Regions from separate parts of the Homo sapiens genome. Here region 1 is linked to region 2. Evidence: chromatin contacts called from ENCODE Hi-C or POLR2A ChIA-PET data. All regions are on one chromosome and are shown on one strand. The core of a region is the stretch at or near the end of the contact, and the rest is flanking DNA. Distances in the headings are between cores, read along the strand shown. Region 1 overlaps SHROOM2 (shroom family member 2). Region 2 holds the start of SHROOM2 (shroom family member 2).

The links. Hi-C counts contacts between places; a loop is a spot of excess contacts on that map. ChIA-PET counts read pairs that join two places held with the same protein, here RNA polymerase II (POLR2A). Pooled maps may share reads with other maps.
Region 1: a map of Calu3 shows a loop between it and region 2 (4-fold over the local background). The contact joins the enhancer-like site here to the promoter of SHROOM2 in region 2. A Hi-C loop is called at or near these places in 5 of 168 maps with a recorded cell type or tissue (Caco-2, Calu3, IMR-90 and 2 more) and 3 of 50 pooled maps. POLR2A ChIA-PET finds 5 or more read pairs at or near these places in 1 of 52 experiments (Caco-2).

The regions. Positions count from the first base shown.
Region 1 is chrX:9,864,879-9,867,578 of GRCh38, reverse strand. The region is part of intron 1 of SHROOM2 (shroom family member 2); the gene reads right to left. It also overlaps the pseudogene HMGN1P33. Among named protein-coding and RNA genes, the nearest start is that of SHROOM2, 80 kb to the right of the region's middle. RefSeq lists enhancers at 225-1,190, 1,191-2,157. Within about 2 kb of position 1,323, at least 3 of the 41 ENCODE cell types and tissues checked have a DNase peak (open chromatin) inside an H3K27ac peak, as active enhancers do; they include endothelial cell of umbilical vein, where a contact is called at or near this core.
Region 2 is chrX:9,785,163-9,787,862 of GRCh38, reverse strand. SHROOM2 (shroom family member 2) reads right to left here and starts at 1,434. Exons shown (of 10, transcript NM_001649.4): 1 at 1,153-1,434. The coding sequence starts at 1,317.

The DNA.
Region 1 (2,700 bases), core at 74-2,573, 80 kb before region 2:
TCACAATGATGCTCATTTTGTCACAGTCCCAGGTCTACAAGGTAAGGAAGCACTTGGCACTGCACCGATTAGTGACAGCCGCTTAATGTCTGTGGAGTGCCAGAGCCACAAATGAGGAAGTTCTGTCCTGTAGTACTTAGGAAAAATCTTTGCTCTCACTTGCTCTAACCTCAAAAAGCCCCTCTACAAAAAGCTAGGAAGTCAATCATCCCCGACCCATGACGATGCCGGCCCAGGTGCCATGCTATGGGCACTCACAGACCCAAAGCACCAAGTCCACACACCCGGGCAAATACTGTTGTTTTAGTTATTAACTGATATTCTGTGTGGAAACTCACTCTTATGGCCCCGATTAGAGTTCAACGTCTCCTAACGTGCAGAATGCCTCATTGTTCTCATGGAAATGTTTTCTCTAGGAACAGCAGGAAAAAAACAGTTAATCAAAGTCTTTTATGGAACAAAGTTGTTGATACTTCGTTGAAGAGACAATCCAAATGAAGTCCCATAAGGGCAAGGGCATCCTGAGTGCAGCGGGGGAGCAGGCTCACGCTGAAAAGAATGGGGTCCCTGCAGTGGCAGCATGAGGGGGATGTGACCCTCTGTCTCGGGTGGAGATAAGAAGGCCTCCAAATAGAAACGGCAACTAGAAAAAGCTGGGAAGGCCTTCCGCAGAGGCTTCCCCGTGAAGAAGGGCGTGGAGGCAGGAGGCCTGAGGCATGAGTGTGTGTGCAGGGGAGTGTCTGAAGATAGGGCCGAAGTGGGGGAAGACGAGGACCCCGCCCTGGAATGGGAATCTGGACGCTGTCCTGCAGGCAGTGGGGGCCCAGCGAAGGCAGCCATGGCAGTGGAGGAGTGAACTCATCACTACAGCAGCTGCTTCTGGAAGACTCGTCTTATAGTCACACACAAATGAATTTATTTGGCAATAAGAATAAAACGACAAGGACAACGACCCTGATGGGCACTACCCCTACATCTCTGCAGAACTCCTGGGGTAAGAGGCAGAGAAAAATCACGGGAGTAATGCACCAACTCCAGAGGCTGGGAAGGAAGATCTGGACATGTCACCTGCCGCAGGGTTTTCAGCTTGAGGGATTTGGAAAATCACAGTGACCAGAAATCAAAATGAGAGGAGAGAAAGCAGTTTTTTTTTAAGTCCAATATCATATTTCAAGGGCTATGAGTCACACCTGCAATTGATCAATTCTGACCACCTCAACAATGCTTCGCTTTCCAGAGATAAAATATCTGCATGATGAGGACAAGCACTGAAGTCACCTCTCAGTCTGCTTAATTTATTGAGCTCGGCGTCTTCAGAAAGGAAACCTGACTCATCCAGGAAAGAGACACGTTGGGAAATAAATGAGAACACCTTGTCCACACTGAAGGTTCTCTGTGAGACAGACTTGTGCTCCGATAACAGGGAAGCCCCTAGAAGATGGAAATCCCCACCCAAATGTGTTGAGACTTAAAAAAAAAAAAAAAAAAAAAAAATTCCTGGCCCCTGCTGTGGTCCCAGAGGCCAGGGCAGGGAAGGGAGTTGCGGTGCATCCAGATTCATAAGGCTTTTGGGCAGCAGGCACCAGGCACCGCCAAGATGCCCAAGGGGAAGGTCAGGTCAGCCCCAGGGGTGGCCAAGGCACAGCCCAGAGGTCCGCCAGGCTGTCGGCTCAACCTGCTTCTGCAGAAGTGGAAATGAAGCCCAAAAAGGCAGCAGGAGGCCAGGCGCGGTGGCTCACGCTTGTAATCTCAGCACTTTGGGAGGGTGAGGTGGGCGAATCATGAGGTCAGGAGATCGAGACCATCCTGGCTAACATGGTGAAACCCCGTCTCTACTAAAAATACAAAAAATTATCCAGGTGTGGTGGCGGGCACCTGTAGTCCCAGCTACTCGGGAGGCTGAGGCAGGAGAATAGTGTGAACCTGGGAGGCAGAGCTTGCAGTGAGTCGAGATGGAGCCACTGCACTCCAGCCTGGGCAACACAGCGAGACTCCAACTCAAAAAAAAAAAAAAAAAAAAAAAAGGCAGCAGGAAAGGATAAATCCTTAGGGAAAAAAAGCACAAAAGAGAAAAGGGGGAGCAAAGGGCAAATGGGCTGAAGTGGCTCAGCAGGAACCTGAAGATTGACCTGCAGGAAGCGGAGTCTAAATGCAAGTAGAGTCCAGGCTCCCAGGAAGCAGGAGGGAAAGAAACCTGATTACTATCATACACTGCTCAGCAGCCCCTGTCTCCCTTCCCATATATGCCAGGGGAATACTTTCAGCAACTGTTTTGTAAATGCAAGTTTTTTAGTAGTTCTGTAAACATTTTTAAGGAGAGAATCCCACCTAATTCCATGTTTTAAGCATAAATGCTTTTTTTAAAAGAGGTGAAATCATTTGCTAGTTGTTTTTTGGTATATATTTTATGAGAGGCTTTGACTGTCTTGGGTGCTAGGCTGGGTGGACAGTTTTCATATCCTACAGCACAAAGCATACTGACTGGCAATTTGCAGTCATGGTCAGGCCTTTAATATGTCTTGAGCAGCTTAAATTACTTATACTCATAGGTTTGCTTTTTGTTTTTGAGACTGGGTCTCGCTCTGTTGCACAGGCTGGAGTGCAGTGGTGCGATCACAGCTCACTGCAGCCTCGAACTCCCAGGCTCAAGCGATCCTCCTGCCTCAGCCTCCCAAGAAGGTGGGACTACAGGCATGTGTC
Region 2 (2,700 bases), core at 185-2,684:
CATTGGTCAAATTTATAACAATGGCAACCTCTTTCCTGAGTTCAACAAAAATTTAGTGCAAAGCTAAACAAGGCTTCTCCAAATCCCTCCACAAAGTTTTGTAATCATAAAAGCGACAGAAAATATAGAATGGAAGACGCTGGTGTCTCATTTGCTATTTGAACAACAAAGCCATCCCACTTCCCAAACTGATTACCAGTGCGGCGGGTTAGGAATCACTTAATTTCTTCCTGCTGTGGAGAGGCAGGAAAGCCGAGAAAACCAGTAAATTATCTTCAAACGCTTCTAGTCGCCAAGAATCTTTACATTTTAAAAGGAACTTCGTCCACACGAAAGGTCCGACTCAACCCTTCCCAGAGAAAATGACCACTACACACTTTTAACTAGAACACAGGGTGACTGGACTGTTGTTTATGTGTTTGCTTTTACAAGTTCATACAGGTTCAACTGGTAAGTTTCCAGATGGATTTTGTTTTGAGACAATAAAATTCAATGTTCTAAAGCAAACCACACACACACACACAACATTCCTGATGAGATACATCTGGAATTTCTTTATTATTATTAGAACTCGGGTCCTGCTCTTAGGAAGCAGGCTTTCAGGTTTCTCTAAGTTTGCGCAGGTATCCAGTGCGCAGTGGATCTGGGACTGGAAGCCGAAAGTCAGTAAACATTGATGGGCTGAAGGGAATCGAGAAGTTGCGCTGGCGACAGCTGCTACTCTGGATTTCGTAGTGATCACAGGCACGGGTCCAAGGGGTGCCGAACCAGGGACCCCAGAGAGGCAAACATAGGTGGGGACGGCTCGGGGACACGTTCCTTCGCTGGCCTCCAGGCAGCCCCGCAGGTGCAGGCCGCCACTGGCGGGCCCGGGAGCGCCAGAGGACCCGGCCAGGCCCCTGCCCGGAGGAGGGAGGGGGAGGGGAAAGGGACTCCGGGCAGGAGCCATTTAAACTCTGCGAGGCGCGGGGAACCGCCAGGATCACACGCCCACGCCGGTCCCGGCGCCCAGGCCCGGCAGGTGACCCCAGCAGACGCGCGCGCCAGACCCGGGGGCGCGAGCCTACCGCCCCTCCCGCGCCCCTACCTCGACGCGCCCCGCAGGGCGGCCAGCTCCCGGCTGTCAGCGCCCGCGCCCCGCGGCCGCCTTACCTTGGTGATGACCAGCGGCTCGCCGTGCTCGCGGCCGCCCTTCAGGGTGAAGCCCCACGGGGCGCCGCCGCTCAGCTGCACCTCCACCAGGCGCCCGCCGTCCGCCGCCCGCGTCTCGGCCTCGGCCAGGCGCTCGGGCCGCGCGCGGGGCTCGGCGCCCTCCATGGCGCGACCGCTCAGCGTCCCTGGCCCGCGCCCATGCACTCCGGGCAGTCCCGGCCGTGGGATCGCAAGGGAGGCTCCGAGCGCCGCAGAACTTGCGCCGTAACTTGGAAAGAAAGTGCCGGCCCGGCGGCGGAGGGAGCCCGGAGGGCTGGCGGGGAGGGGGCGGGGCCGGGGCCGGGGCCGGGGCCGGGGCTGGCGGGGAGGGGGCGGGGCCGACGGGGGGCGGGGCGGGCGCGTTCGGGAGCTCGTACCGCGGGGCCGGTCACGGGGAGCGCGTCCAGAGGTCCAGCCCGCGGCCCGAAGGGTGAGGGACGGGGTCAGGTGCGCGCTCAGGGGCCCACGCGGCCGCTCGTACCGGGGAGAGCTGGAGAGGGGCGCGCCCCGGTTCTCTCGCCCGGTGGAGGGGAGCGGGCCGGGAGGGGCGCTCAGGCGCGCGCGCCGTTCAGCGGGTTCGGGGTCGGGGTCGAGGAGCGCGCGCCCCGGGGCTGGCGGAGCCAGCGCGGGCGAGGACGGGGGCGGAGGCCCCGGCGCCAGGTCGGGCCTTTCCTCCCGCGCCAGAGCTCTGCAGTGCTTCGAAGCTCTGGGCGCCCCCGCCCGCCGGTTGGAGGCCAGGACCGGGCAGGTGAGGCGGCAGGTGAGATGGGCGCGGGGTGGCGTGGCGGGAGTCTCCGGCCTCCTCCGTCTCGGGGCGCGCGGCCCGCCGGCGCCCACACTTTGTTCTCGCGCACCGCGGGCTGCCGCGCAGGTGAGAGCGGAAGCGCCGCGGGAGGCCCTGGTGCCCGCGCTGTGGCCGCTGCCCCGGGGCAGAGGGACCGCCCGTCCCGCGCGGCCCTGCGCGCACTCACACTCTGGACTTAGAGAGCCGGGAAGGGCGCCCCCCAGCAGCCTGAGCCGGGCGCGGGTCCGGCCTCTGGAGGGGCTTGGAAGGCGGGCGCAGAAGGACCGTGCCCCGTTTCCACGAGGGCCTTCCCACCTTCCCGCAGAGGCCTCCCACAGCCACCGCGCAGAAAGCCGTTGCGTCTAGATGCTGTCCCCACTCGCCTAGGATTGGACCACAAGGTCTTCAAGTTTCCCAGGTTTACATCCCCGAAAAGGGGAGGTGGAGGTCTGGGATTGGTGAAAGTTTGCGGACAACATGTGTGCCACCTCTTCCTGCTCGGTTTCAGTTTCCATGAAACTCTGGTCTAAAGTACCTGCATGGATAGGTATTTACATGCTTTGCAAAAAAGCTGTTTTCGTTGCTGTTTCTATACGTAGCTGAAGGCTGGTGAACACCTCTTTTCTCTAAGCAGCTCCATCCAGGCCCTTTTCAGAGGTGACGATGCTGGAGTACGCATCCAGGACAGGCCGGGAGAGCACTGGACAGAGAGTCAAGGGTCCCCG